Regions from separate parts of the Homo sapiens genome. Here region 2 is linked to region 1. A link is a loop called in an ENCODE intact Hi-C map of the cell type or tissue named here. Cell type or tissue: B cell. All regions are shown on one strand. Links, peaks and the distances in the headings refer to the core of each region. The heading gives the core; the rest is flanking DNA.

The links. A loop is a pair of places that touch in the nucleus more often than their neighbours do. Peaks named below come from ENCODE experiments on the same cell type or tissue, not always from the same donor. Only the 100,000 strongest peaks of a DNase experiment are listed, where the experiment ranks them.
Region 2: it touches region 1 in a loop (1.9-fold over the local background); 12 of 110 quality-filtered maps call a loop at or near these places.

Annotation. Positions count from the first base shown.
Region 1 is chr3:125,357,804-125,374,264 of GRCh38, reverse strand. All of the region lies in intron 1 of ZNF148 (zinc finger protein 148), which reads left to right. Among named protein-coding and RNA genes, the nearest start is that of ZNF148, 9.3 kb to the left of the region's middle. RefSeq lists enhancers at 4,860-5,360, 5,361-5,861. In B cell, for the core only: no CTCF peak of the experiment used is centred there; no DNase peak of the experiment used is centred there; H3K27ac peaks cover 76 bases.
Region 2 is chr3:125,304,372-125,320,832 of GRCh38, reverse strand. ZNF148 (zinc finger protein 148) reads left to right here. Exons shown (of 9, transcript NM_021964.3): 4 at 7,177-7,525. The coding sequence starts at 7,193. It also overlaps the pseudogene DUTP1. Among named protein-coding and RNA genes, the nearest start is that of ZNF148, 63 kb to the left of the region's middle. In B cell, for the core only: no CTCF peak of the experiment used is centred there; a DNase peak (open chromatin) is centred at 9,962; H3K4me3 peaks cover 665 bases; H3K27ac peaks cover 2,447 bases.

The DNA.
Region 1 (16,461 bases), core at 5,756-13,755:
TTCCGAACCTGTGTGGGCTGTTCAGTAGATGACATCTGGTAAGTGTGGGTCTGGGCCGTGGTTGGGGTCACTGAGAATTAGATTTTAGTCTGTAGTTTGGTCTGTGACATTTTAGACGTGCACCAATGAGTATGAGAACCTCTGAAGCAGACCTTGAGAAAGGGTCTGGCCTGTGGGGATTCCTTAGGCTATGGAGCTTCGATTTTAGAAAATTTGAAGTATTAACACTTACCCGAGGTTGGGTAAATACTATCCTGGCAAACGCTGGAATGGAAATTAATTGACTTGGTGGTTTTCTTCACTGCCCAGTTTATCTGGTCCAGGAGAATTGGTGCCGTATTATTCAGCCTGGATTGCAGTACACAAGATTATAATTAATGGTCGGGGGGAAGACATGCTTGCTGGCTCTTCTTTAGATACTTCATTTGTAGCTCAAATTAGTTGGCTGGATTGGTTCCATAAATCTGTGGCTGGTGGGAGATCTTCTGCCATTCACAGTTCCTGAAGTGAACTGTGAGGGAGTTCTCCAGTGAGAGAATACTCTCATTCAGGCATGATGGCATTGAAGAAAACGTATCAGCCAGCAAAGTGTGGGCCTGCAGAATGGAGGAGCTAGAATATCTGTTTTGGTTTTAGGTTGCAAGGAGGTCAGGACTAGTTATCAGAAGGTCTAGGGGAACCTAGGAGACTGGACGACTCTAGAGCCAGGTTGGAGGGAGGATTAGCATCTCTATGTCAGGAAATGAACCAAGCTCTCTCTGGATTTGCTGAGCTCACACCAGACCAGATTTCCAAGAGGGAACTCTGGGCTAGAACCATACTCTTAAAAACTACCCGGATATTATTCACCTTTTATTAAGAAAAAACTATATACAGCTGGGCGCGGTGGCTCACACCTGTAATCCCAGCACTTTGGGAGGCCGAGGCGAGCGGATCACCTGAGGTCAGGAGTTTAAGATCAGCCTCGCCAACATGGTGAAACCCCATCACTATGTGAAACCCCACCATGCCAGGCTGGTGTCGAACTCCTGGCCTCAAGTGATCCGCCCGCCTTGGCCTCTCAAAGTGCTGGGATTACAGGTGTGAACCACCATGCCTGGCCAGGTCTTTTTTAAACATAGTATGCTGTACTCAATTTTATTGTCATCATGGCATGAGAAGGCTAGTCTTCCTTCCCTTTTCCCTCACCAGCACTGTATATTATCTGTTCTTTTAATTTTTGTAAGCAGAATGCACTTAAATATGTCATTATTGTCTTTCTACCCTTTTTAAAAAAATTTTTATTTATTTATTTTTTTGAGACGGAGTTTCACTCTTGTTGCCCAGACTGGAGTGCAATGGCGTGATCTCGGCCCACTGCAACCTCCACCTCCCGGGTTCAAGCAATTCTCCTGCCTCAACCTCCCAAGTAGCTGGGACTAAAGGTGCCTGCCGCCACCCCTGGCTAATTTTGTATTTTTAGTAGAGATGGAGTTTCTCCGTGTTGGTGAGGCTGGTCTCGAACTCCTGACCTCAAGTGATCCACCCGCCTTGGCCTCCAAAGTGCTGGGATTACAGGCGTGAGCCACTGTGCTCGGCCTCTACTCTTTTATTATAAAATTGTTCTGAGGGAACTTACAATGAAAAACAGCAGCCCCTGTCTCACCTGCCTATTGCAGTTCCACTTTACTGAGGCTGCTACTTTTAAGCATTAATTTTGTATTTCTTACCATGCTTTTTTCCATGTCTCCAAGTAATGGGCATATAATATTATTTCTTGATTTATCAAAATGACATTATCGGAGTCAGAAGATGTTTATGAATGTGTCATTGACATTATCCCCTTTCTCCTCCTTTCTGACCTTTGATATTTATTTTAGTTATTTTATTCAGTGTGTTTATATTTTTAAATAATATGCTTAAACCTTGATTTTAGAATCCAACAATCTTAGGCTGTATCTCTTGATTTCCCCATTGTATTTTAGGGATTTAGCCTAGGTATGGCTTTCCTGAAGTAGAAAGAACATTGACAATTAGACTAAAAATGCTGGATGAGATGATAAAGAGAAGTTTGGATGGACCTATCAGAAAGACCATGTTGTAGGAACCATCTTTGCAGTGTAAGATTTGCTTGTTAGAGATGAAGAGGAGTTGCTTGACAATGATAGTTGTTCATCTTGGAATTAGTTACCAGATTGCAGTATTTTTTTTTTTTTTTTTTTGAGACGGAGTCTCGCTCTGTCACCCAGGCTAGAGTGCAGTGGTGTGATCTCGGCTCACTGCAAGCTCTGCCTCCCAGGTTCACGCCATTCTCCTGCCTCAGCCTCCCGAGTAGCTGGGACTACAGGCTCCCACCACCACGCCCGGCTAATTTTCTGTATTTTTAGTAGAGACGGGGTTTCACCGTGTTAGCCAGGATGATCTCGATCTCCTGACCTCGTGATCTACCCGCCTCCGTCTCCCAAAATGCTGGGATTACAGTCATGAGTCTCCGCGCCCGGCCTGATTGCAGTATTCTTTGACAGTCTTCTGGAGAGTTTTAGTGTGGGAAATCTGGAAATGCATTAAAATGACCCTTGAATGTTTTTTCTAGGGTTCTGTGGCAATTCTTTTTTTTTTTTTTTTTTGGGACGGAGTCTAGCTTTGTCGCTCAGGCTGAAGTGCAGTGGCACGATCTCGGCTCACTGCAACCTCTGCCTCCTGGGTTCAAGCAATTCTCCTGCCTCAGCCTCCTGAGTAGCTGAGATTACAGGTGCCCGCTACCACACCTGGCTAATTTTTTTGTGTTTTTAGTAGAGACAGGGTTTCACTGTAGATGGTCTCGATCTCCTGACCTCATGATCTGTCCGCTTCGGCTTCCCAAAATGCTGGGATTACAGGCGTGAGCCACTTCGCCCTGCCCCCCCCCCCCCCTTTTTTTTTTTTTTTTGAAACAGGGTCTCACTTTGTCACCCAGGCTGAAGTGCAGTGCGCATGTTCCCAGCTCACTGCAGCCTCCACCTCCTGGGCTCAAGCAATCCTCTCACCTCAGCCCCACAAGTAGCCGGGAATACAGGCATGAGCCACCACTCCCAGCTAACTTTTTTTGTATTTTTTATAGAGACGGGGTTTCGTCATGTTGCCCAGGCTGGTCTTGCACTCTTGGGCTCAAGTGGTCTGCTTGCCTCAGCCTCCCAAAGTGCTAGGATTACAGGCGTGAGCCACCGTGCCCGGCCACAATTCTTATGTTTTTATTTTTAGGAGGTAATGGATTGGCATATACATGTGTTTTTTGGGGGGATGTAGTAGGGAGAGATGGGAAATGTGGTAAGAGGAGGATGAGGATGAGGAACAGGGTTTGATGGAGGTGGTGATACATTTTGAGGAGGCTGAAGAAAAGGTAAAGAATTTTGAGGGGGATTTGGATATAGTTAATGTGAAGGAGGTTTACCTTATGGTGATGAGACTAAAATTTTTGTCATTTTTAAGGAAATTAGCATGTTTAAGTCACTAATATGTTGGGAATGTGGTAGGAAAAAACTATACTGGGCCCAATCTCCTCTGTTAGGTTAGAGTCATAAAATATTAATGTTTTTGAAATTTGTGTATGAGGTGCAAATCACTATGGTGGATGTTGGGAGATTAGAAAGATAATTACTCCACTTCTTTTTGGGAGTCTAAGTAATGGCAACTCTTGAGAGTCTTCCTTACTTTCAGTAGTAACAGTATTCACATGTAGTTTATGTATTGCTAAATTTTGTATTTGTGACAATTATTCTCTTTGTTTTGCAAATGGTACATTGTAACCTGTTCTAGAGCAGAGACTTCCTGTAGTCTCTAGGGAAACTAACAGCAGGTTGATTCTTAAGTGCTTAATAAATACCTGTTGAATGACTGATAGAAAGTAGTGTTCACTGTTAGTGATAATAGTGGGATTGTATGAAATTGCTGAGTACTTTGGGGGTATTGTAGGCAAAACTGTGTGTGTGTGTGTTTGACAGCGTGAAGGACAAAAGGGATATCTGGAGAGGACCTTTAGATTTAAGGGAAGAAGACAGACTGGATTAGAATGGAATTGCAGTGGTTCTGTAACAACTTGGAAGAGGTGGGACCAAGGGGTCTCTTCTAAATTTGAAGCTAGTTTAATCTGGAGTAAAATCTGGTCTGTAGCAGGGTGCTGGTTTAATTTAGATTTTTTTTTTTTACCTCAGGCATAAATGACTGTTTTAGGACTGTCTGATTTAATTCTTTTTTAGGATAGTAAAAATAACAGATAAGCTTCTTCTCTCAAGGAATTTGTAGTATTTACAATTTTTTTTTTTTTGAGACGGGGTCTTGCTCTGTTGCCCAGGCTGGGGAGCAGTGGTGCGATCTCAGCTCACTGCTGGGTTCAAACTCCGCCTCCTGGGTTCAAACAATTCTCCTGCCTCAGCCTCCCAAGTAGCTGGGATTACAGGAGCGTGCCACCATGCTCAGCTAATTTTTGTATTTTTAGTAGAGGTGGGGTTTCACCATTCTGGCCAGGCTGGTCTTGAACTCCTGACCTCAGGTGATCCTCCCACCTTGGCATCCCAAAGTAGTATTTACATTCTTTTGAGAGAGAAAGACAGTTGTGAAATAATTCAGTAATGGTATAAGATTTCAGAAAGTTGATTTTTAAAAACAAATATCAAAATTATATCTCCAGATAAGAACTTTTATATTTCGGTGGTCATTTTCAGTAGCAGTGTTCAGAATGTTTTTAGAACACCTTTTCTGAATTAACTTCTGAGTACAATTCTATAGAATTTACCTATTTATTGAGTATCTAGTGTGTGCTGTTGGGGGAAGGGGTCTATAAAGGTGAGCGAAACATGGTCCCTGTTTGCTAGGAGTTCATAATCCCTTCAAGAGGCACACTTTTTTTTTTTTTTTTTTTTTTTGAGGTTGCAGTATTCTTTGTCTTCTGGAGAGTTTTAGTGTGGGAAATCTGGAAATGTATTAAAATGACCCTAGAATGTTCTTTCTAGGCTTCTATGGCTTTTTTTTTTTTTTTTTTTTTTTTTGAGGCAGGATCTCACTCTGTCACTCAGGCTGGAGTCCGGTGGTGTGATCTTGGCTCACTGCAACCTCCGCCTCCTGAGTTCAACTGATTCTCGTGCCTCAGCCTACCAAGTAGCTGGGACTAGAGGCACACACCAGCACACCCAGCTAATTTTTGTATTTTAAGTAGAGACACGGTTTCACCATGTTGGCCAGGCTGGTCTCGAACTCCTGGCCTCAGGTGATCTGCCTGCCTTAGCCTCTCAAAGTGCTGGGATTACAGGTGTGAGCCACTGCGCCGAGCCCAAGAGGCACACTTTTGTTTGTTTGTTTGTTTTTTGAGATGGAGCCTCTCTCTGTCACCCAGGCTGGAGTGCAGTGGCGCCATCTTGGCTCACTGCAACCTCTGCCTCCCAGGTTCAAGCGATTCTCCTGCCTCAGTCTCAGAGTGGCTGGGACTACAGGCGTGCACCACCACTTCTGGCAATTTTTTGTATTTTTTAGTAGAGATGGGGTTTCGCCGTGTTGGCCAGGCTGGTGTCGAACTCCTGGCCTCAAGTGATCCACTCACCTTGGCCTCCCAAAGTGCTGTGATTTCAGGCATGAGTCATCACACCCGGCCAAGAGGCACACTTTTAAATAATACATGGTATAATCTTATTCTGAATGGTCTTATTGATGACAGATCTTTTTACTTTGAAATTTTGATTTTTAGAAATGCTGAAGGTTAGTCAATATCAAATAGAGTGAATGAAAAATAGTTTTGCCTTAAATCCAGTTAATCACAGAAACGGGAATAATTTTCTTGGTTGACTTATTAGCTGATTTTGAAAACACTCCCAAGGAGGAAGTTGGAAATATTTTGAACAGGGGTGATAGCTTCACATGTAGTTAGTTAGGCACTACATAAATGTTGGTTGAGTGCATCAGATGGTTGGATGGATGGAGTGAATAAATGAGTAAGTGGTAGCCTTCCAAAGTAACTTATTTTAAAGAGGACCATACTGATTTGAATGTGTAAATAAATTTTTTAAAAACTCATTTTTCTCAGATGAAATAAATTCTGAGTATGTTTGTTAATAATTTTATTACCTTGAGCAAGATAGTTTAAGTTCACAAATGAGTTTTACAGACAGTAAGTGCTGTAGGAGTTCAGGGAATGGAGAAATGAACATTGGCTAAGGTTTGGTGAAATGATTTAAGTGAACCATACTTATATTTGAAAAGATTCCTTAGGGATCTCAGAGAGGAACTAAATGACTCCAAATTCCTCTTGCAGCCCTAAAGTGAACCTAGAGTCTGGATCTATTTTTGTCTGAATGCTTTCTGCCTGTTTCATTTTAGCTACTCCTACTGGTTTGTTCCTTTCAGATTCACATTTGTTGGTAGATGTTGAGCCCCCTGAAACAACTATGGGGTCTGTTTTCCGTCTTCGTATAGTGTAACTTTTAGTTGTTCTTTTATGAGCCTGTACCCCACAAATTACTTGGCCTTCATGAGAGAAGAGCATGAGTCAACTTGGCCCTGTTATCCTGGCATTTTCCTGCATGCTTTTCTCAAAGCTGCTTTCTGAATTACGGAATAGAATAGACAGAACTGAGGGCATGTGTCCAGTAGACACGAGCTTGTTGAATGAATGAATGAATGAATGAATGAGATATTTGAGATAATTTAGGAGATCTGAATTGTCTATATGTTTTATGTTTCTTTTTCATTTATTCATAACCTGCCTTTTTCTACAAAGGACTTAACAGGGCTGCCAAACTATATGCACTAGCAATGAATTGAAATAATTCAATAAATCTGGTTAAAGAGATGATGAAGAAAAGAAAAATCTGTTTAAAGAATATAGATCAATGTGTATCGGTGTTAGAGAACTAGGAATAAGGTAGAAGATAAGCAGATGGGGAAGGAAAGGTGGTATCTGATAGAAAGCATGATTCTGAAGGAGGGAAAAGATTACTGAAATATGACAGGCTATCTTTGGAGGAAAGCATGAGAAGATGGAGGGTAAAGAGGATTATTTGAGACGGCTGTTTTGAGGAGGAAGATGGTAAGGCTATTTGAAGGATAAGAGTCAACAGAAGTTTGGAATATAGTAGAAGTTATTAAATTATGTTGATTTATAACAAGGTTTCAGAAAATGATGGGATGAGCTTTATTTAACAGATAATGCACATTTGTTATATGCAAAAGCATATAATGCTTTGCTGTCAGGAATAAAACCTTTGGGATTTATATTGTGGTAGGGCAGCTGGACTTGTGCACAAATACCTGTACTATAATCACAAATATATCTGTGAGTCACAAATATACCAAATATTACTGAATTTAAAAGGCAGAAAATGCATTTGATTAGGAGAAAACCTGAGACAGAACTTTAAAGGCATAAAAGTGGAATTTTAGCTAGTCTTTGAAGGGATTGATAAGATTTTTTTTTTTAAGTTTTGGATTGATAGGATTTTGATTGGCAAAGATTACTGAAAGAGAGCATTCCTGCCTGAGAGATTAGCGTAAGCAAAGGCTTGGAGGTGAGAAGCCCAGGAGATGTGGGGAATGGTGAGTTAGGTTTTAATTTTTAAACTATGACCTATAGTAAGAAATACATGTCACACTTCTATCTAATATATGCATGTATGAATGTTTGTGTGTGGGTAAAACAAGAAGTTTCATAATACAGTAACTGTCCTTAACAGTGGCAGGTGCAGTTGGATGTTATCTATTTTGTTTGACTAAAAAGAAAAAAAGCTGGCCAAGGGGGAAGAAAAAAAAGCTGATTGTCACTCATTAAACTGATTTCATGACCGACAAAATAATTAATCACAATCTATAGTTTGGAACGCAGAGAGTTCATGAATAAGGTATAATACAAGGTAGGAGAGTCAGTTGGGGTTGGGTTGAAAATGGATGGCCTTGAAAGCTAAGCTAAGTAGTTTGTATTTGATATGATGTAGTGTTGTGCTTGGTAAGCAAACAGAAGCTGGGTTTTAGTCTTGGCTCTTCTGTTTACCCACTGTATGATTATGGAGAATTATTTCCTTTCTGAGTTTCCATTTTCTCATAAAATTGATAATCATACTTTCCTGGCAAGGGTTATGGTGAGGATGTGAGAATTAAAGTATGTTAACATATGATTAAAGTATGTTAGCAGAAATCATTAGTGTATAGCTGTTGAACTTTTCTGAGTAGAGAATTGAGCCAAGGACCGTATATTAGATAGCTGGCAATAGCTATACCTTACTGGGTAGATTGCGGGTAATGTGGTGGTAGAGTAAGATTGTATGTGAAAAGACCAGTTAGAAAACAAAAAGACCAGTTAGGTGGCTACTGGAGATATTAAGAAGGGCTTGAATTAGTTTGATAGCAGTAGGATTAGAATATGGAAGTGGAATGCAGTTGGAGGTAGGGAAGAGGGGAAGATGACTAGAAATATGCTATTTATTTATTTATTATTGAATGAACGAACGTGAGGCTCTTGATCTGTTGCCCAGGCTGGAATGCAGTTGTGTGAACGCAGCAGCTCACTGCAGCCTCTACCTCGTGGATTCAAGTGATCCTCTTGCCTCAGCCTTCCGAGTACCTGGGACCACAGGCATGTACCACCACGCCTGGCTAATTTTCAATTTTTTTTGTAGAGATGTGGTCTCACCATGTTGCCTGGGCTGATCTCAAACTCTTGGGCTCCAGTGATCCCCTCCCTCAGCTTCCCAAAGTGTTGGGATTACAGGTGTGAGCCACCATGCCTGGCTGACTGGAAATTTAGAGTTGTAGAAATATTCAAATGGCAGCAGCTGAAATTGGATTATATTTTTGGGTAGTTTAGTGCAGTACATTAGAGTATAATTTTAGTTTCTTTCATGTAGTAGGTGCTCAATTATTTGTTGAATGATAGAAACTAAATACGTGGACTGTGGGATGAATTGTGAGTAGAAGCAGTGATGGGTGGATGTGAGAAGGAGGGTTAGACTGGAGGATACTTTGATGGACTGCCAGAATTTATTCGTTCAGGGTATATTTTTATATTTACTGTATGCAATGGACTGCCAGAATTTATTCATTCAGGGTATATTTTTATATTTACCATGTGCAAGGTTCTATGGTAGGGAGTGTGAAGGATACATGTTTATATATGACACAGTCCGTGTTCTTCAGGAATTTATCCAGGGACAAAACATACACATCCATCTATGACACAAGTACTGTGGCAGGTTTGTTCAAGGTTGGCTTTGTGGAGAAATTGGTGCGAAGCTTAGACCTTGAAGGATAAATAAGATAATAGGCAAGAAGGTGAGGGTTGGCTTTCCTAGAAGAAGGAGTGATATGAGTGACAGTGAGCAAAGTTCAGGACATGTTTAGGGGTTGGTGGTCTAGATTAGCTATAATTTAGGGTTCATGTTGAGGAATGGAGGGAAATAAAGCTGGGAAGTAGGCAGACTATCTCAAAAATTCAGGCTAACTTGGATTTTGAAAATGTATTTATTGAGATAAATACAGTAAAGTGCTCCAATCTTAAGGGCACTTAGGTATAAATTTATGTAGCCACCACCCAGTTCAATATACAGGACATTTCCGACTTCCAGAAGGATGCCTCATGTGCCATTTCCAAGCTGATATCTCATCCAACCAAAAATAACTATTATTCTGACTTTTGTCATAACAGAGTAGTGTTGTGTGTTTTTGAATTTTGTATAAGTGGAACCCAATTTCTGTGTCTAGTTCCTTTTTCTCAAGGAGCATGTCTGTGAGTTTTATCCATGTTATGTTTGGCTGTTTATTCTTTTTTCATTGCTGTGTGGTATTCTATCATATGAATATACCACAGTGTATTTATCTATTCCATGATTATTGGATGGTTTCAAGTTTTTTGAAGTCTGAGGTGTTCTGTTTGTTTTTTTCAGGCAGAGTCTCACTCACCCAGGCTGGAGTGGTGCGATGTCTGCTCACTGCAACCTCCGCCTTCTGGGTTCAAGCTATTCTCCTACCTTAGCCGCCCTAGTAGCCAGGATTACAGGCATGTGACACCACGCCCAGCTAATTTTTGCATTTTTAGTAGAGACAGGGTTTTGCCATATTGGCCAGGCTTTTCTCAAACTCCTCACCTCAAGTGATCTGCCCACCTCGGTCTCCCAGAGTGCTGGGATTACAGGCATGAGCCACCATACCTGGCTGAAGTCTGAGGAGTTTTAACTTAAGTCAGTATGCAGTGGAGAACCAGTGTTGATTTTTGAACGGGTAAATAAGAGACTATTTAAGAATACTAATCTGGTGACCTTTCTCTTTTTGTAATGAAGAGAACCTGGTGACTGGGAGACAAAGTTAGGAAAAAGTGTGAAGTAGGCTGGACACAGTGGCTTATGCCTGTAATCTCAGCATTTTGGGAGGCTGAGGCAGGCAGATTGCTTGAGCTCAGGAGTTTGAGACCAGCCTAGGCAACATGGCGAAACCTTGTCTCTGCAAAGATAAAAAAATTAGCGGGGCATGGTGGCACATGCCTGTAGTTCCAGGTGCACGGGAGGCTGAGGCAGGAGAATGACTTGAACCCAGAAGGCAGAGGTTGCAGTGAGCTGAAATCTACACTCCAGCCTGGGTGACAGAGGGAGACCCTGTCTCAAAAAAAAAAAAAAAAAGTGTGAAGTATTGAGGGTATAAGTTGGGTAGTCATAGTGGGAATAAAAGGAGAGGGATAGCTATAAGAAATACCTCAAAGAAAGAATGGGAAGGTTTGATGGCAGATAGGCTTTTGGGAAACAGTAGAGAAAAAGAAAACTGAAGAAAAGCTCTAGGGCTTTTAATCTGGGTGACTGAGATTGATGGTGCCATTAGTAGAAATTATTAGATCACTTAGCAGAACTGTTTTGGGGTTTTAAGACACATTGACCTGTGTGTGAGGCATCAGTACTGGATTGGAGCTAAGAAAAGAAGTCCAATATAGAGTTGGGAATACATACATAGAGTTGATAATTATATAGCTACTAATTTTGGATTTAGTTAGGGCACTGACGGTTATGAAATTATTTGGACTGATAATTGAAGTGTTAATTGAAGTAATAGTTGAAGAATCTAGTTAAAAAGAAATCATTATGCATTCCAATTCTAGTTAAAAAGAAATCATTATATATTCTAATTCCTCAGGAGTAAATTGGATTGTAGGAGAGGGTGATGGTTTAAAGATTATTTTGGGTAGCTGGGGGAAGACAGCCATATGAAGAATGAAAATGTAGAAACAGTGGTGAGGGATGAGACCCTCAGTGGCTGAGAATTATAGGAGGCTCCAGGTCAGACCTTGGGAAAATATCCACAATTTGGGCTAGGAAGAGCAGCAGTGATTTCAGATAGAAGAAACAACCAGAGAGGTCAGAGTAGAATCATTACAGTGACATAAAGCAAGGTGGGTAGCTTAAGTGTCATTGCCAAAAAGAGGGTAAGGACTGGCCAAGCATGGTAGCTCATACCTGTTATTTCAGCAGTTCGGGAGGCTGAGGTGGGCATATTGCTTGAGCTCAGGAGTTCGAGACCATGCTGGGCAACATGATGAAACCTCATCTCTACCAAAGATAACAAACTTTGCTGGGTGTGGTGGCGCGCACTTGTAGTCCCAGCTACTTGGGGGGCTGAGGTGGGAGGATCACTTGAGCTTGGGAGGCGGAGGTTGCAGTGAGCTGGTATTGAACCACTGCACTCCAGCCTGGGTGACAGAGTAAGAGCCCGTCTCAAAAAAAAAACAAAAACAAAAACAAAAAAAGGGTAAGGACTTTGGTGGGGGATCATATGATTTGGAACATAGATTTTTTAGTTTTTGTTTTTTTTTGTGGTCTTCAAGAGAGCAGTTCAGAGACCAGGGTGCATGGTGGTTTACTGAGTGGGTTGGAAGAATATGGAAGCAATAAATACAGGAATTGATTAAAGAAGTTTAGTTTGAGAAGGAAGAACAACAACTCTTATTCTAAAACTGGAGGCAAGAAGTAACAGATGGATGAAGTTACAGCATTTTAGAAGCTGTGAAGAGGATTTGATTACAGGTGGAGAAGGTGTGATTTGAGGGAATTTTATAGAAGGGTTCGAGTATTTGTTGGAATTAGGGATTTAAATATGAAAATGATTTGGATTAGTCAATGAGACGGAGAGTTGTATTTAGAATAAATCTGTTGTGGAAGATTTCATAGCTTTCTGGTGGTGCTTAACACCCAGTGCGTGGGCATGGAGAAAACAGATGGTGAGGATTGTCTATCACTGGGGAGATGCATAGTGAGAATAATGGAAGGTCATGATATTCTGGAGAGGACAGTGTTAAAATGGCTGTTGGACAGGTTTAAATTATATAGGGAGACAATAAAGCCAAGTGGAGGTAAAGAGCAGGTCTACAACTAGAACATAAAGTAGTTGTGGATAAAGAAAAGGGGGGTGGTCTCTGAAGTTACAATCCTAGTGGATTGTAACTATTTTTTTTTTTTTGAGACAGGGTCTCGCTCTGTCACCCAGGCTGCAGTACAGTGGCATAATCTTGGCTCACTGCAGCCTCTGCCTCCCAGGTTCAAGTGATTCTCCTGCCTCAACCACCCAAGTAGCTGGGATTAAGGCATGAGCCGCCATGTCCGGCTAATTTTCTGTATTTTTAAAGGAGACAGGGTTTCACCATGTTGGCCAGGGCTGGTGTCGAACTCCTGACCTCAAGTGATCCACCTGCTTTGGCCTCCTAAAGTGTTGGGATTACAGACGTGAGCCACCACACCCGGCCTAGCACTTTTCAGTTGATGGCTCTGTTTTGTTTCTTTGTGGCTAGCTGAAGTGCAGATGAAGGTCTTAGGAGTTTTTGAAGGTCAGGGTGTAGAAAGTTCTTGAGCATCTTTGTTGAAGTCATTGAGAATAATGGCTGAATTTGGGAGCAAGCAGAATTGAAGTTATTGGGTAGGGGAAATAGGAGGGTGTTCTGGAGGTTGGTAGATGTTGCAGAAGGAATGGTTTCAGTGAGTAATGTGACTCCCAAGCGATTTTTTAGTGATAGGATAACAGGGAGTGGTCCTGGGGAGCAAGAAGCAGCAAGTCCTTTTTTATCAAGCTGAAGGAGTAGGAGAATGATATAGCTAGTCATGAGAGAAGCAGATTGTCCAGGAAAAGCCAGGTAAGATGAGACAGGTGGTCACAATAATTGGGCAAGAGTTGATAGTGATTGGAATCATTGAGCCACGGGAATTGAGAAAAATAGCTAGATTTGTTACATTTACCAGTTCTCTTATTATTATTATTTTTTAATTTTTCAGACAGGGTCTTCTCTGTTACCCAGGCTGGAGTGCAGTGGTCCAGTCATGGCTCACTGCAGCCTTGCCTCCTGGGCTCAAGCAATTCTCCTGCCTCAGCCTTCTGAGTAGTTGGGATTACATATGTGTACCACCATACCTGGCTTTTCTTTTCTATATATATGTATATATATATTTTTTAATTTTTTAATTTTAATTTTAATTTTTTTTTTTTAAAGAGATGTGGTCTTCCTATGTTGCCCAGGCTGGTCTTAAACTTCTGGTCTCAAGCGATCTTCCCTCCTTGGCCTCCCAACAGTTTGTTTATAAAATAAATAATACTTGCAAAATCATAACCATTCATGTGTAATATGCTGATATAAATTTAGCTGAAAGATATTTGTGGGTTAAGAAATGAGACATTGGAAACAAAAGATGAGGTGGAGGTGTATTAAAGATAAGGTAAGCTGAGTATGATGGCTCACACCTGTAATCCCAGTGATTTGGGAGGCAGGGGCAGGAGGATCACTTGAGCTCAGGAGTTCGAGACCAGCCTGGGCAACATAGGGAAACCCTGTCTCTACACAAAAATAAAAAATTAGCTGGGCATGGTGGTGCACACCTATAGTTCCAGTTACTCAGGAGGCTGAGGTGGGAGAATCACTTGAGCCCTGGAAGTCAAGGCTGCAGTGAGCCATGATTGCACCACTGCGCTCAGCCTGGGCCACAGAGTGAGACCCTGTCTAAAAAAATCAAAAAAATACAAAAACCCTGTCTAAAAAAAAAGATGAAGGTAAAAGACAAAAGATGTTCTATTGTTTGTTGACAATAGAACATGGAGAAGCTGATAGGATCTGGTAAATAGATGGACTGGAAATGAATGAGGAAGTTGAAGTTGTAGGCATAAGAGAGGAGAGAGTAGCTTGCAGCAGAGAAAATATGGAGAGAACATATGGAAAGGGGTTTAAACAGGCCATGGTTTGTAGGGGCGAGGATATTGACAAGCATCATTAAGTGTAATATTTTTATTAAACTGGGAAGTAGGGAGCCCTTGTATTCCCTGGGCTTTTGCAGCCCAGGCCCAGTTGTGCCAGCTGCATGGGCGGGCCTGTGCTGGCGGTGCACTTAGCAGCTGGTGGAGCAGCGGCGTGGAGCTGCATGGTGGCGGGTGGGCTGCCGCCCACTTGGGTCTGTGTGCTCTTGGCCCATGGCAGGGCAGGCAGGTGGGCGCTCGCTGAAGTGAGCAGGAAATAACTGATGTCAGAAACCTATTCTTTCTCTGTGCAAATAAGAACAGTCTATGCCACCCATGATAAAAGGTGGCAGTATGTCATGCCAGCTTTTAAAAAAATATTGTCAGTGATAGAGACATTGAGATCTCTATTTGTGTGCTTGAGAACCACATCATGTTTTCTGTTTGCAAAAACTGGCAAAAACTTGCATAAGTAAAGAGATTCGGGTAAAATGTGGAAGAATGGGGCACATGGTAAGAATGAGATGTCCTAAGGGAACTAAAGTGGACTCTTTACTTTCTTTTTTGTCTATAATGACTTTAATAATCCTGAAGTGCTGGGATTATAGACATGAGCCACTGTGCATGGCCCATATCAGAGTTTTTGATGTTCATGTTTCAGAGAGAGAGAGAGAAAGCATATTTAATGTAGAAACATGAAATGGCAGTGAGAAAAATATGACAAGGCACAAAATACGTAGTATTGGTGTTCCATCCTAGTGTAGCTTTGCTTCAGGATTAGTTCCAGGATTTAGCCCTGGGCTTTCATCACTTTCTTCCTGCCTTAACTTCTACATCTGTTTAGCCACCAAATTTAATAATGAAAGATCTCTGGAGACTCAGAGTGTTGAAGGCCTGAGAGGGCCCAGGGTTCTCACTTTGCTCAACTCATGAAACTTGGCTGTACCATCATGTAGCAGCCCTGCCTGATTCAGTCTAGAGTTGTTTTTAGGATGTGCCTCAGACTGGACCTTGTTGAGGGAGAGCATATTCTGAATATTTGGGTGGATTGTGTGGGTTAGGCCAATGATGAGTATCTTAAAGAAGGTGATGGGAAGGATTATAGTAGACATGGAGAGAAGTGTGTTTTAAATGATAACTATATTAATTCAACATAGATAAATGTCTTCACAATACAGGGGTTTGACCTTTGAACATCTAGGGTGGCATGGAGAAGTTTTCCCTGTAAAATTGAGAAGAGCCAATATCCAAGAGATTAGAATGAAATGCACACTTGCTGTTCTGCAGGCCCCTGTATATGTGTACTTGTCATATGTACACACCTGTATGTGTAGATACATATAATATTAAAATTTGTTTATTTGATTAGGTTGTATAATTAGTTTTAAGGGAAGTGGGACTAGTAGTGGAACTAGTTTTGAGTTATGAATGAGTTAAATGAATTGTTACAGAATATTTGGAAAGGTCATTTTCAAGGTTTTGGGGACGAGCCTAGGAAACAGATTTTTCTGTAGCCATAGGGGCTTCTGGAATAGATGCACAAACTTTGATGGCAGTTTGGGGCAAATTTGTGTAAGTTGGAGAGTGTTAGCTTTGAGGAAATGAGAACAGACAAGAAAAACGCAGTGTTTGAGAAAGTTATTTATGTATTGATTTGGTAGGAGCTGATAAAAAATTATAAAAGTTGTGGAGAGATTTTGAATAGCTAAAGTGGGAGATATCATGGAAGTGATTTATGAAGCTTTTTTTTTTCTTTTTCTTTTTTGAGATGGCATCTTGCTCTGTTGCCCAGAGTGGAGTGCAGTGGCGTTATCACGCCTCACTGCAACCTCTGCCTTTTGGGTTCAAGCGATTCTCCTGTCTCAGCCTCCTGAATAACTGGGATTACAGGTGCCCGCCACCACACCCGGCTAATTTTTTGTATTTTTAGTAGAGATGAGGTTTCACCATTTTGGATAGGCTGGTCTTGAACTCCTGACTTCACGTGATCCGCTCGCCTCAGCCTCCCAAAGTGCTGGGATTACAGGCCTGAGTCCCCGCGCCGGTCCGATTTATGAAGCTTGTTACTTCAAGTATTAGAAAAGTAAAATGGAAAGATGGTTTAGAGAAGATTTCTTTTGGGAACAATATAAAACAAGCAAGGCAAGAAAAAACTAAAATGAGTAAATTAGGGTGTGGAAAAGTTAGAGTAAGAGGAAGGATTAAGGCGGAGGCTACTGAAAGAGATTTCTTACTGTCAGGCTGTGTGATAATACAAAGCTGTGTTCTGCAGCG
Region 2 (16,461 bases), core at 6,083-14,082, 54 kb after region 1:
CTCCAAATAACAGAGTGCTTTGGATCAGAAGTAATTTGTGAAATCTAGCTTTTTTCTTTTACCTGTTTTCAGAACAAGTTCCTTTGAGTGCTTCTCTTGGCTTACAAGTGAAGTTTCATTTTAGATTGAATGGGTTCTGTTACAAAGTCAGGGGAAGAGGTATTACTGAATTTGTGAGAATATTTTAAGTTGGGAATTACTCTTTTTATACAAAAGACGATGATGATTAGGTTCAGAAGCTTGCCTATTATAACCTGCTTTGACTCATAGTTGAAGTTCCATATTATTCAAAAAAGTTTATGGAAAATAATATTACTACCAAACTCAATAAATGAAACAGAAACGTAGGATCTCTAAGTGAGAAATATTTATTTCTTTCATGCTCAAATGCAGATTAATTAAAGGTAATAAGTGACACATGGATGTTCATATACATTCAGAAAGGGAACTTGGTGCTTTAAAAAATTTTAGAGCATATAGCACAAGCCTTCAAATCTGTTTTCATTTTAAAATGTACAGCCCTCTTTTTTTGATACAGGTGTATCATTAGGACTGACTGGTTTTACATTTATTAGCCATATTTAGGATTATTTTTAAATTTTCAATTGGAATGGGAAGGTAGAGAGATTTTCCTGGTAAGGCTTTGAGAAAACAGAGGGAGGAAGGTAGCTTAAGAAGATACATTTAAACACATGAAAAAGAAAGAATGGCTGAGGAGAAATTCACTGAGATATGAGTAACAGATAGAAAATTGGAAAATAGAAAACGTGGAAAGTGTTGAATCCTCCCACAGGAGAAAAGGGGATTCTGTGTCGGAAAGTTCTCCCATAGTAGCCATGAGGTGGAGTAGTCAGCTAAGGACAGTTTGATTGCTTTGCCAAGCCAAGCAATGATGACAGAAGGCCTTAAGAGCAGGTGGTGAGAGGACAATGAGAGTTCAACTACTTCCTAATGTGTCCAGGGCCTTTTAAAGTCAGGAAATAGTGTGATAAGGTAAAAAGTGCATTGAGTCAGGTAAGTCTGGTTTGAAATCCCAGTTTACTTCTGAGCTATGTATCCTTGGGTAAGCCCCAATTTGTCTGTTAAATGGGGATATGCTGTTACTGTCTTGAGGGTTATTGTAAATATTAAGTAAGGTAATATATTTAAAGGTGCCCAGCACAGTGTCTTACATCTCAGCACACATTAGTTGTCTTTCCTCTCCAGGTTTTCATAATTTCTGAATTTTAGAATACAGACATAAACATATTAATTTGGAAAGACCTCATTAATTGTATAAAACTCCCATTACAAAAAACCTCAGCAAGCATTTTTTTCCCAGTTTTTAATTGACCCTTGTAGAACAAGCAAGCATTTTTAAGAGCCTTGTATATTTGATTAAAAATGAGTAGTAGTGCCCAACTTGTCCATTTGTAATGCTTCTGTTAACTTTGTCCTCTGAAGATGAGCCCAGACAGTTCCCCGAGTTTTGGACATAATTGTCAAAAACATTTGTATTAAAAGCCTATGTATTTAATTCCTTATTAAAAGCCCCGACCGAAAACTGTTTACTCTGTTTCAACTTAATATAAATCTATAAAGCTTAGTTTTTAATTACTTACACATAATTGATTAGAAACATTAAATTAGAAGGTGACCACAAGAAGAGTCAGCTATTTCTTCTGGTAGACAGGAGAAAGGTAATGGCAGATAATTTACGTTCTTTTTAAGTAGCCCTCTGCCACTAGGCTTAAATGACTAGAGGGTTACCTAAGCCACTGCAGTTAGGCTTTTACACAGCTGAACTAAACACGTGTCAATAGGAAGGATGTTAGGTGTGTGGGGGGGTTGGGAGTGGGAGCAGGGAGGGGAAATTTAATGGAACTGGAAGTTGTGTTGTGGCCCCCTAGATACCCCTGTAGACAGTTTCTCTCGCAGAGGGATGGTGATGAGGGAAGAATAAATCATGGAAGCGGGGGAAGAATGCAGAATTTGAAGTAATCTGCGAAAGGGAGATTTAGGAGAAATTGGCCTGAGTTGGTCTCCTTCCTTTCTCTTTCCTGCTCCGTTGTAGTTTTCATCATTCTCTGCTCTGGGTAACTTGCAGTGCAGAGGAAGGATTGCCTCTCACTCTTAGCTGAATTAGCCCTTGGACATCATTTTCCAGTCTGTCTTGGTTCTTAACAGCGCTGCCATTTTGTACTCTGTGGTGTCAGCTGCCTAAGGTCTCTACAAGATAAAGGGTCTTCACAGGGAGCTCAGAGTGGCTTATTACTCCACGTATTTTCTTTTCTTTCCAGTTGGATAGAGGTTCCTTGAAGCTGAAATTAATTGTTTAGTTTTTTTTTCCCTTCCAAATCAGTCTTCCATGTGAGTAATAAGATTTAAAGGAAGCATTCTTTCTTTCCTCCTCTCTTCTGTGTAGTATCCCTAGCCCCTGACTTTCCATTAATTATACACACATTTGGATTAGAAAGCAGTTGGCTTTTTGAGGAGTTAACAGGAAGAGACAGTTAATTATTTACATATTAGTGTGGCTTGATTACCTCAGTTTTCTTTCTTTACACTTGGCTGATCCTCCCTAAAAATAATGAAATTAGAGGAGGGATATGGCATGTGTTAGCTTTTGAGCATGGGACCTTTTGTTGTATTTGGATTTTTGAATATGCAGTGAGGCACATGAGAGCTTTGACTGAGACCACTTAAGAGTTTAAGTGGGAAAGGTTAAAACCATAATGGCATAGAAGGGAGGTGCAAGGACAATAAAAATGTATTTTTTTTTGTACTTTTATCTTTCATTATTAAGTGTAGCTTTATCCTATTCCCTTTTTCCATGGGCCTGGTAAAATTTCCTGGCCAGAGACAGGTTGAGGTATATGATAGAGGTATGACTCACTTTGTCTTTGAAACATATTTTAAAATAACACTAAGTCTTTGTTTTAAAATAAAGAAGAAAAACAAGACCTAGAGTCAATTCTGTTACTCATACCCTGTTAGCTTGCCGTAACATTAAAGAAAGAAAAGATGTTGGTACATGAAAAAGGAATAATAAAAAGTCAAAATTAGTCTTCTTCATGAAGATCCTTTCTTATTTCATTTTCCAAATTCCAGGTAAGTTTCTTACCAGAAAAAAAAAAAAATATATATATATATATGTGTGTGTGTATATGTATTTCTCTCTCTCTCTCTCTATATATATATATATATATAAAAGATCTTACTATCTACATAGTTCTCCTTGATTTTTTTTCACTTAATGTATCTTGGAGAATCAGCACATAATGCTAACGTCATTCCTTTTAATGGCTGCATGTGTTCCATTGTATGGCTGAGTCATAATTAATTTAACAAGTCACCTGTCTATGGATGCTTAAATTTGTTTCCAGTCTTTTCCCATTGAAGGGTTGTAGCAAACATCCTTATACTTACTTCTTTGGTGAATGTCTATGAATAAACCCATAAGGTTGTATACTGTATATCCCTAGCAGTGAGATTGCTGGATCAAGAGTACATACAGTTTTCATTTTGATAGATATTTCCAAAGCTCATTTTAAAACTTTGTCTTATTTAAAACCTTGTGTCCATTGATATTGGAGTCTGTTTTGGTATCTTAGTACTTGCTGGTATTTTGGGGAAATTTCAGGGTATTTCAAAAACAGTTTCTAGGCCAGACAGTTTAACTCCAAATATATGCCTTAATTTGGGGCCATAGGAATAAGGAACTTAGTAAAAAGGAAGTGAGATTTCTTTTTCTTTGCATGTGGTTGGTTTTCAGGAATATTTTTGAAGAGGTCATTTGTTTTTCATTTGGAGTATTTCCACTTTGTCTTCACTTTACTACTTCTGTATCAAGGTGTGCTCTCTTCCTGTTCCAAGTCTCTCACTCTAGTACTTTATGCCTTTTTTCCAAAATATTATCTGTCCCCAGAGTACTACTACTTCCTCAATATTTATTGTTTTGGCTTGATGCTAGGCATAAGATTAATTTAAAAAAATCACATCGAGCTAAAAATCTTCTGCACAGGAAAGGATACAGTCAATAAAGTGAAGAGACAACCCACAGAATGGGGGAAAATATTTGCAAACTACCCATCTGACAAGGGATTAATAACCAGAATATATACGGAGCTCAAACAACTCTATAGGAAAAAAAATCTAGTAATTCAATCAAAAAATGGGCAAAAGATTTCAATAGACATTTCTCAAAAGAAGAGATATAAATGGCAGACAGGCATATGAAAAGGTGCTCAACATTGTTGATCATCAGAAAAATGGAGATCAAAACTGCAATGAGATGTCATCTCACTCCAGTTAAAATGGCTTATATCCAAAAGACAGGCAATTACCAATGCTGGTGAGGATGTGGAGAAAAGGGAACCCTTCTATGCTGTTGGTGGGAATGTAAATTAGTACAACCACTGTGGAGAAAAGTTTGGTGGTTCCTCAAAAAACTAAAAATTGAGCTAGCATACAATCTAGCAATCGCACTGCTGGGTATATTTCCCCTAAAAAGGAAATCAGTATATTAAAAGATAGTTGCACTCCTGTATTTGTTGCAGCACTGTTTACAATAGCTAAGACTTGGAAGCCACCTAAGTGTCTGTGAACAGATGAGTGGATAAAGAAAATGTACATATGCACAATGGAGTAGTATTCAGCCATAAAGAAAGAATGAGATCCAGTCATTTGCAACAACACGGGTGAAACTGGAGATCATTATGTTAAATGAAATAAGCCAGGCACAGAAAGACAAATGCATGTTCTCATTTATTTGTGGGATCTAAAAATCAAAACAGTTGAACTCATGGATATAGAGAGTAAAAGGGGATAGTTACTAGAGGCTGAGAAGGGGAAGGTGGGGATAGTTAATGGGCACACACAAAAAAATAGAAAAAATGAATAAGACCTACTATTTGATAGCACAATAGGATGACTATAGTCAATAACAACTTGATTGTGCATTTAAAAATAAAGAGTGTAATTGGGTTGTTTGTAGCTCAAAGGGTAAATTATTGAGGGGATGGATACCCCATTCTCCATGATTTGCTTATTTCACGTTGCGTGCTTGTATCAAAATATCTCATGTACCCCATAAATGTATATACTTATGTATATATTTACTCCCTCCATTTTTTTTTTTTTTTTTGAGATGGAGTCCTGCTCTGTCACCAGGTTGGAGTGCAGTGGCTCGATCTCGGCTCACTGCACCCTTCCCCTCCTGGGTTCAAATGATTGTCCTGCCTCAGCCTCCTGAGTAGCTGGGACTACAGGCATGCACCATCATGCCCAGCTAATTTTTTTGTATTTTTAGTAGAGACAGGGTTTCACCATGTTGGCCAGGATGGTCTCGATCTCCTGACCTGCTGATCTGCCCGCCTCGGCCTCCCAAAGTGTTGGGATGACAGACGTGAGCCACTGCACCCGGCCAATGTTTTATATATTTAAAACATAAAAATATAGTTATTTTATATATTTAATGGTTGTTTCTAAGTTTTCTTTAGTGATTTGTCTGATAGTGTTCCTGTCAGTTTATTGATCTCTTCTAATTTTTAAGGTATTTTAATATATTAAGGATATGGAGTTTTTGACTGATGTTACAAATACTTTTCACCAGTTGATTCTTAAGGATTTCCAAATAAATGGACAGAATAATGAAATTTTAGCATTAAGAGACTTGTTTCATTTAGTTTTAGTTTGTTTTCTAAGAAATGTGATAAATGAAATTTTTGAAGAGAGCAGCTATTTGGTGATGTATGTAACATCTTTGACCTTTATTTTTATTTGTTTATTTTTGAGACAGGGTCTTATTCTGTCACCTAGGTGGAGTGCAGTAGTACAGTCACAGCTCACTGCAGCCCCAACATCCTGGGCTCAAGCCATCCTCCTGCCTCAGCCTCCCAAGTAGCTGGGACCACAGGTGCGTGCCACCATGCCCAGCTCATTATTGTATTTTTATTTTGTAGAGATGGGGTTTTGCCTTGTTGCCCTAGCTGGTCTCAAACCCCTGGGCTCAAGCGATACGCCCGCCTCGGCCTCCTAGAGTGTTGGAATTACAGGCGTGAGCTACCATACCCAGCAATCTTTGACCTTTAGATTTTAACTTTACTACCTAAAGATTTTGAAAAGTGAAATCAGATGTTTTGTACAGATATACTGTATATATTCTAGGTTGATAATACCTGGTACCAGGGAAGAAAGATTAGCAAGTTATGAATTACACATTTGTGTATTTTGCTGTTTATAAGGTTTTTTTGAGCTGTTCATTTCAGTAAAGTTTTCTCTGTTAATGATAACCTTAGTAAAGGAAAGAGTATTTTGATTTCAGTAGTGTGTTGGAATTTAACTTAGGTATTTGACTGCTGAAAACTATGATCAAAGTTGGTCATTACTTAGGTGATTAATTTGGGAAAGAAGTGACTAAACTGAAATATACTTAACATTTTCGTTATGGTATTGACTACTGTAGTGATTTTCTGTGTCTACCTTTGTTTACATTTTTTATTTCATCAAGATAAATTCCAAAATGTAGAATTCCTTGTTCAAAGAATATGTACATTTTTATAGCTTTTGATACGTTTCATAGCATTTGATACCAAATGGCTTTTGAAAATAGTTGATCTAATACATACTTTTATTATCAGTAGATGAGTGTCTTTTTTTAATACTTCAACATTGGATGTATTTTTTAAGAGTCATTATCAGTTTGGTAGATGAAATATGATAGTGCTGTTTAATGGTAATTTCTTGGATTACTGCTGAGACTCTTTTTTATATGCTTAATGACTATTTCTAAATTTTTAAAAATGATTTGCTTGATGATGTTCTGTCAGTTTATTCCTTACTGAATTCATCTCTATTTTTAACACATTTCAATATATTATTAATATATTAAAGAATATGGATCCCTTGACTGATGTTACAAATACTTTTCCCTAATTTGTTTTTATGTCAGGCTTATTTTTCAATAATAAAGTAGTTAGGATTTGATGCCTTTATATGAAAATGAAAATTTGTGTTTTATTCTACCAGCCTTTGGAAACCGATATTGGTATTATAATTTTAAAATTGGAGGCAGTTCCAAAGTACATCAATAAAATCTTTGTATTTGAATGTTCAAATTCTTAATTTGAAAATTTAAAATGAAGTAGTCATATAAAACTAATTTACTATGTTTTGTTGCCAAACTTGGTTTTCTAGGCAGTTATACTTAAGCATGAACATTGACGACAAACTGGAAGGATTGTTTCTTAAATGTGGCGGCATAGACGAAATGCAGTCTTCCAGGACAATGGTTGTAATGGGTGGAGTGTCTGGCCAGTCTACTGTGTCTGGAGAGCTACAGGATTCAGTACTTCAAGATCGAAGTATGCCTCACCAGGAGATCCTTGCTGCAGATGAAGTGTTACAAGAAAGTGAAATGAGACAACAGGATATGATATCACATGATGAACTCATGGTCCATGAGGAGACAGTGAAAAATGATGAAGAGCAGATGGAAACACATGAAAGACTTCCTCAAGGACTACAGTATGCACTTAATGTCCCTGTAAGTAATTCCTTTATAAGATATTAAACTTAGAAACATAATTTTTTGTTACGTAATACTGCAAGTCATCGAAGAAATTTCAGAAAATGTTTCAGGGCTAAATAGTGTTCTTGAATAGATATACTAAAATATTGACATAAATCATATTTGAAAGGCAAAATTAAGTTCTTGTATTATATTATTTTAGAAGCTTATTTCTTTCAGGATAACAATATTTCTCAGGATTATTTTGGTATTAAATTTTAAATGCTTAATTTTAAAAGATATTTTATCTAACTTCTAGGTTTCTCCTTAAAGAGTAAAACATTTGAATCTTCAACGTAACTAGAAAAATATCACACATTCAAGGGTTTTTCCTACAAATTCTGTAATTCTTGCCTTCTTAAATTTTTCTAATATGCTCCTATTCTCTGTTCTCTTTGTATCCTCCGCTTGCTTGATCTGTTTATCTTTTTAAAGTATATCAGCCCTTTACTCTTTCCTATCTACCTCAGACGTCATTTAAGATGTTTCATAAGCACCCATATGTTTTTCCTTCTTCTACCTTTATTTTTACCCAATAATCAGTGAAACCACAACCATCATGTAAATTCTTGTCTCTTCTTTCTATGATATCAAACCTGGGTTCCTTTCAGTTCATCTAACATGTACTTTTTCTTTTGCTTTAGGACTTTAATATATCCTGCTTGAGATATTACCCTCAGTCATACTTCATACCTGTTTTATAACCTCTAGATAGTGCTCCATCATCATCAGCCTGTCACTTCTCTTGACTCTAGGTTGAGTCCCTGTGATAGGGACTTGTGATTTACTTGTACGATGCTTCTCTGATGGATTGTAGACTCCATAAGGACAGGAGTTTTGTCTTACTTTTCACTGTAGTCCAGGTGTTGGCACATGGTGTGAATGAGCGGATAACTACTTGTAGTTGTGCTCTGATACATACATTCACCAGCTTTACCTAGCCCATTGCAGTAACTTTTTCCTCTTTAGCCTGATGATGTAATGGATTACATTAGTTGATTTTTGAATATGGAAGCAACTTTCATACCTGGAATAAATCCTGCTTGTTTGTGGTATATAGTTCTTTTTAGATGTGGTTGGATTTGATTTGATCATATTTTGAGGATTTTTACATTTGTGTTCATGAGAAATATTAGTCTATAGTTTTCTTGATGTCTTTGTCTGTTTTTGGTATTAGGGTAATGCTGGTCTCATAGAATAAATTAGCAAGTATTCCCTCTGCTTATATCTTCTGGAAGAGATTGTAGAGAACTGATGTAATTTCTTCCTTAAATGTTTGGTAGAATTCACCAGTGAACTGCTTTGGGTCTGGTGCTTTCTGTTTTGGAAAGTTATTGTTGATTTGATTTCTCCTATAAATATAGGTCTCTTCAGATTATCTGATTCTTCTTGTGTGAGTTTTGACAGATTGTGTCTTCCAAGGAATTGGTCTATTTTGATAAAGTTGTCAAATTTGTGGGAACAAAGTTCATAGTATTGTTTTATTATCCTTTTAATGTCCAGGGGTTTATAGTGATGTCCTCTCTTTGATTTCTGATATTAGTAATTTGTGTTTTCTCTTTTTTTCTTTTTTTCTTGTCTTAAGACAGTAATTTAAAAAAATTACTGTCTTAACAATTCCCTTTTTTTTGGTGTATCATTTACTAAGTTAAATTATATAGGGTTTTTTGGGGTCTGTAATTGATGTACATTTGATTTTAAAAAGACACTGTCTTATATCAGGACAAAGCAGATTTACATACAACTATCAGCAGAAAAAATTTCTGTGTGATCTGAACAGAGGTACTCTTTTCTTTGATCATAAGAAAATGCAGTACTTTTAGAAGGTAAAGCTATTAAGATTACAGAAGTTTTACCAAAATGCTTTAAGCAAAAACTCTTTTAAGAAAAAGGTATGAGTTCTCATTTTCTATTCTTAGCATAAATTTTAATACTTTCTAATAGAACCTAACTCTTCTGAATGCCTTTCAGCATCATCCAAAGCTTGAACTTCTATTTCTGGATTAAAAATTCATTCACAAATGAGCTGTGCAATACGATCACTTTTTCTGACTTTAAACTTTTTTTTGCCAAAATTAAACAGTACAGCACCAACATTTCCTCAGTAATCTTCATCTATCAATAAAGTGTTTTGCAGCTAATCCAAACCATGGAGCTACTCTTCTGTAACATCCAGAAGGAAGAGCTATCTGAATGTCCATTTTCCCTAGAGCTTTCTCCATAGGTGGTATTGTATCATCATAGGCACCGTTGAGGTCATAGCCTGTGGCCTGTGTGGATCCCTGAGTCAGGGTTGTGGCCTGCTCAGAGAATGGGGCAAAACGGAGCTGCATGCTGCCTTCCTCTGCAAACCAGCCTGTTTGCTGGGGGTAACGGTGGGTGTCTCTTCAGAGCAGGGCATGGCAGAGTGAAAATGCGAGCAGAGGAGAGAGCAACAATTTTTAAGTGTCCATTTTAGTAGTGCAAACTATATTGACATTGTTGTACAACAGATCTCTAGAACTTTTTCATCTTGCAAAACTGAAACTGAAACTCATGTTCGAACAACTCTGCATTTCCCCCTGCCCAGTGGTAGAGGCTTGCTTATTTTATTGATATTTTCAAAGAAACAGCTTTTGATTTTCTTGATTTTTTTCCCTCTATTTCCTATTTTCAGTTTCATTTATTTCTGCTCTAATTTTTATAATTTTTTTCTGCTTGTTTCGGATTTAATTTGCTCTTCTTTTTCTACTTTCCTAAAGTGGAAGCGTATTCATTTTAGATTTTTTGTTTCTAATATATGCATTCATACTATAAATTTTCCTCTAAGCACTGCATTAGCTACATTGCATAGATTTTGATAGTTGTATTTTTATTTTCATTTAGTTCAATATATTTTAAAATTTCTGTTAAGATTTCTTCTTTGGACTGGGTGTGGTGCCTCACGCCTATAATCTCAGCACTTTGGGAGGCTAAAGTGGCGGATTACTTGAGCTCAGGAGTTTGAGACTAGCTTGGGCAACATGACAAAACCCCATCTCTACTAAAAATACAAAAATTAGCCGGGCATGGTGGCATGCACCTGTAATCCCAGCTATGTGGGAGGCTGAGGCATAAGAATCACTTGAACTCCAGAGGCAGAGGTTGCAGTGAGCCAAGATTGTGCCACTGCACTCCAGCCTGGGTGACAGAGTGAAACTCTGTCTTTAAAAAAAAAAAAAAAAAAAAAAATTCTTTGAACCATTATTGTTTAGAAGTGTGTTGTTTAATATCCAAGTATTTTGAGATATTTTCTAGCTACCATTCTGTTATTAGTTGTAGTTTAATTCTGTTGTGGTCTTAGAGCAGACGCCATATGATTGCTATTCTCTTAAGTTTGTTAGATTGTATTTTATGGCCCAGAATGTTGTCCACCTTGGTGAAATGTTACGTGCGAGCTTGAAAAGAATGTGCATTCTGTTTTTGTTGGATGAGGTAGTCTATAGATTGCAATAGACTGGCATTTTTATTGGACTGACAGTAGCCTGCGCCTTCTCCAGTGTATCTTTCAGATAGTTTCTACAGTGATCTTTCCAAACGAGATGTATACATGTCATTCCCTTACTGAAACTTCCCCAGTGGTTCCTCATTACTAAACAGCTAAAATGTACTTTTTTGCATGGGCGGAAATAGCCGTCATAATCCCGTCCCTTATCCAACTTTTTTTTTTAACTGTAGTTCAGCCCCTTTCGCCACCATTTTATGCTTTAAGCATATCAAATTAATTTAGTTGCCTAGGTCCACTATGGGTTTTTTCTGTTACTTTTGTTCATGTCGTATATGCCTATAATATTATTTATTTGGCAATTTACTGTTACTCATGTTTCACCTTAAAAGATGTCTCTTTCTTGTGATTTTTCATTATGGTAACTATAATAACTTTGCATTTCTTTGCTTGCAAGACTGTCTTGTCATTATATTTTAAGGTATTTTTTTCTGTATCCTGCCTTTAAATTTTGTGTTCTCAATACCTGGGTTATAGTAGGCAATCAGATTTTTTTTGAGTGAAAATATACATTCTGTTTTTAATTGAGGAAAAGTTTAAAGTGAAATGTTCAGATTCTGAGTTTGTAGTTCAGAGTTTTGACAACTGCATAAACTTGTATAATCCATAATCCATCAAGATACCAAATGTTTTAGTAATCCTGGGAAGTTTTTTTGTAATTCTTCCCAGTCAATTCCTCCACAACAGTTGTTCTGATATTTTTTCTTCATAGATTGTCATTGTCCTTGATGAGAACCTCATGTAAATGGAGTTACATGTAACTCTTGTGTCTGGCTGCTTTTGCACAACATGTTTTGGGATTCATCCATGTTGGTTGAATGTATCAACAGTTCATTCTTTTTCCCTATTGATTAATGTTTAGTCATTTTAATTAATATCAAAATTTGTTTATTCATCCTCCTTTTTGTGGTTACTTGTGTTGTCTCTTGCTTTCAATTACTATGAATAAAGTGGTTAGGAAAATTGTTGTACAAGTCTTTTTTCATTTCTCTTGGTACGTGTTTGTGTAAGTCTTATTTCTTGTGGGTTTTCATTGATGGACCTAGTGTCTGTCTTTAAATCAGTGTCACACTGTTTTGATTGCTGTATCTTTTATAGTAAATCTTGAAATCAAATTGTGTATGTCCTCCAATTTTGTTGTTCTTTTGTAATACTGTAGTGACTATGTTAGGTCCTTTGCATTTTCATATAAAGTATGGAATCCACCTTTTAGGTTTTTGTTTTTTTTTTTTTTATAGAAAAGTCAACTGATTCTGATTGAGATTGCATTGATTCTGTATATTGACTTGACTGACAAACCAACATCTAAACAATAATGGCTCCCAGTCCATGAATGTAGTACACCTTTACTTTTATTTAGGTTTTCTTTATTTCAGCATTGTTCTGTAGTTTTCAGTGTAAAGTTATTGGGCACATTTTGTTAATTTTATCCTTAAGTATTTCATGGTTTTGGTTGGATGCTATCATAAATGGTATGTTTTAAAATGTCAAATTCTAATTGTTACTTTCTAGAATATAGAAATGCAGTTGATTCTTTTTATATTGACTATGTATTCTGTGACTTTGTTATCTTTACTGATTAGTTATAGTAGTTATGTTGTAGATTCCTTAGGTTTCTTCACTATTGTATTGTCCATATGTTTTACTTACTTTCCAATCTGTATCTCTTTTATTTCTTTTTCTTATTGCACTGTCTGGGGCCTACAAAACAATGATGAATAGAAGCGATGCAAGTAGACATGTTTGCTTTGTTCCAGATCTTAAGGGGACTGCATTTACTCTTTCATCATTAAGAATTATGTTAGGGGCCGGGTGCAGTGGCTAATGCCTGTAATCTCAGCACTTTAGGGGGCCGAGGCAGGCAAGGGATTGCTTGAGTTAAGAACTTCAAGACCAGCCTGCACAACATGGGGAAACCCCATCTCTGCCAAAAAAAAAAAAAAAAAAAATTATCTGGGCATGGTGGTGTGCACCTGTAGTCTCAGCTGCTTGGGAGGCTGAATTGGGAGGATCACCTGAGTCCAGGAGGCAGAGGTTGCAGTGAGCCAAGATCACACCATTGTACTCCAGCCTGGGTGACAGAGTGAGACTGTTTCAAAAAAAAGAATTAGGTGTAGGTTTTTCATAGATTACTTTTATTAGGTTGAAGTGTTCTTCCTAGTTTGCTGAGACTTTGTTTAAAAAACGTGAGTGGTTTGGGAGGCCGAAGCGGGCGGATCACGAGGTCAGGAGATTGAGACAATCCTGGCTAACAAGGTGAAACCCCGTCTCAACTAAAAAAATACAAAAAATTAGCCGGGCGTGGTAGCAAGCGCCTGTGGTCCCAGCTACTCGGAGGCTGAGGCAGGAGAATGGCGTGAATGCGGGAGGCGGAGCTTGCAGTGAGCTGAGATCGCGCCACTGCACTCCAGCCTGGGCGACAGAGCGAGACTCCGTCTCAAAAAAAAAAAAAACATGAATGGATATTTAACTTCATCAAGTACTTCTTCTGCATCGATTGAAATGATCATATGAATATCCTGTCATTATTCTCTTAATATGGTGAATTATGCTGATTTTCAAATATTAAACAGCTCTTGCGTTCCTGGGATAAATCACACTTGGTCATGATGTATCGTCCTTTTTTCTTGTTGAATTCAGTTTGCTAATTTAAACATTTGTATGTTTATGAGAGATATTAGTCCATGGTTTTCTTTTTTTTTTTTTGGAATAGCTATGTCGTTTTTAGGTATATTGGCCTCATTGTAAATGGGTTAGGAAGTGTTTCCTTCTCTGTTTTCTGAAAGAGTTTGTGTAAGATTGATATTTTTATCATACATATTTGATAGGCTTTACCAGTAAAGCTAATCTAGAGTTGAGTTTTCTTTGTGGGAAGGGTTTTTTGTTGTTCTTTGGAGACAAGGTCTTGCTCTGTTGCCCAGGCTGGAGTGCAGAGTGCAGGGTCACAGTCACAGCTCACTGTAATCTCAACCTCTTAGGCTTAAATGATCCTCCCACCTCAGCTTCCCAAGTAGTTGGGACTATACACACATGTCATCACATCAGGCTAATTAGAAAAAATTTTTTTTGTAGAGACAGGGTCTCACTATGTTGTCCAGACTTGTCTTGAACTCCTGGGCTCAAGTGGCCTCCCACCTCAGCCTGTGGGAAGGTTTTAAATTACAAATTTTATTTAAAAAAACATAAGTAGGCTATTCATACTAAACATTTTTTCTTGAATAAGTTTTGGTAAATTGTGTTTTCTTAATTGTTTAATTGACCAAAGTTCTATTAATATTTTCTTTTGTTGTTTTAAGGATCAATGGTGATTTCTTTTTTCTCATTCCTGATATTGGTATAATAATTTTTCTTTTTCTTAATTAGACTGGGTAGAGATTTACTTGTTTTCATTGTCTGTTCAAATAGTGAAGTTTCGGTTTTATCGATTTTCACTATTCACTTTAACTTTTGTTCATTTTTACTTTTTATTATTTCTTTCTACTACTTTGGTTTTCATTTGCTCTTCTTATCTTAGCTTTTTAAAGTAGAAAGTTTGGTGACTGATTTTAGATATTCATTTTTGACCTAAACATGTGAAGCTCCAAACTTTTTTCTCAGCATAGCTTTTGATATATTTTTTCATTTTAATTCAATTAAAGATACTTCTAACTTCCTTTATTTCTTTTTGATTCATGAGTTAATTAGAAGTGTTTTGCTTAATTTCTGAATATTTTGAAGTTTTCCAGATATCTTTTCATCATTAATATCTAGTAAGTGTGGTTAGAAAATATATGCTGTATGATTTCTGCCCTTTTAAATTTATTGAGACTTGTTTCAGTGCTTGGCATATGATCTGTTTGGTGAGTGTTCTATGTGTACTTGAAAAGAATGTGTATTCTGGCTATTGTTGGTTGGATTATTTTATAAATGTCAGTTAGGTCAAGTTGTTTAGTTGTATTCACTTTTTCTTTTTTTCTTTTTTTTTTTTTTGCCCGTGCTGGTGTGCAGTGGTGTGATCATGGCTTAATGTAGCCTTCACCTCCTGAGCTCAAGTAATCCTCACAACTCAGTCTCCTGAGCTACCTGGTCTACAGGCACACACCACCATGCCAGGCTTATTTTAAAATTTTTTTGTAGAGACAGAGTCTCACTATGTTGCCCAGGCTAGTCTCACACTCCTGGGTTCGAGCGATCCTCCTGCTTTCACCTCCCAAAGTACTGGGATTACAGGTGTGAGCCACAACGCCCGGCCACTAATTGTATTCTTTAACTCTTTTATGTACTCACTGAACTACATGTTCTGTTAGTTACTGGGAGAGAGCTGCTAAAGTCCAGCAGTTAAAGTTTGTTAGCCAAAAGACTCAGTTCAAAATTACATGTTGAATTTAATTGTCATGTTCTTCAGTTTTTGTTAGTCTGGGTTAATTCATCACTTTTGGAATTTATATTTTACATTTATTTAGTAGAATGTCCCTCAGGCCTTACCTGATTTTTTTTCCTCCTTAGGATATTTAAGTTAAGCATCTTTGGCAGGAATATTGTACAAATAATGCTGTGTTTTCTCGCCATTGCATTCTGACAGGCAGCACCTGAGTTTTATTTGCCGTCATTCAGATGATGGTTCACTTTGATCAATTGATACCTTCCAGGCTTTGCTGCTATAAAGTTATTCCTTATCACACTTTATTTATCAATATGGAATTAGGGTTTTTAAAAATTTGCTGGGTTAAAATCTATTACTGTGATTATTTTAATACTCAGTTTGTTTAAGATTTGGCTAACAGAAGCCTTTTCAAGCAGGTTTTATGTTCTTGGACATATCTCGTCAGTCGTTGAGTACTTCTTTGCTTTTTGGCACATTATGTTCTAGGCTTATCTTGTCCTTTTTCTGCTTTAGTTCTGGAGTCAGCCATTTCTCCAAGGACCCCCTAGTTCATTTTAGTGGAGAATGGTATTTAGAAGCCAAGGTCTGGGTGCTGAACATGCTGCTCCTTGCAGTTGGGATATAGCTGCTCCTAGGCCTCTCAATGGACAGAGCTAGAGAATGTATGTATGTATATAATGATGTACATTTACATATAGTGCACATATTCCTTTCTATAATTTCCATATCTATCAATATTGAAAACCATGAGTTCCTACTGCTACCTCCCATTACAAGTCCAGCAGAGTACATTAGACGGTGAGAAACCTGGCTTGTTATCTCAGCATATTTACTTATTTTCTTATTATCCTAACCCCTAATGCAGATGCTCCTAGGCTTGTAAGCCTCACAGGAGTACTTGCTACCCCTGCCCTGCGTGGATACCTTTCTCCTCCTACATGTGCTTTGACAACTTGAACTAGACCTTAGCACCAAGCAGACCCCCTCCTTATGGCACTCTTACTTAGATACATTGCACTGGTCTAC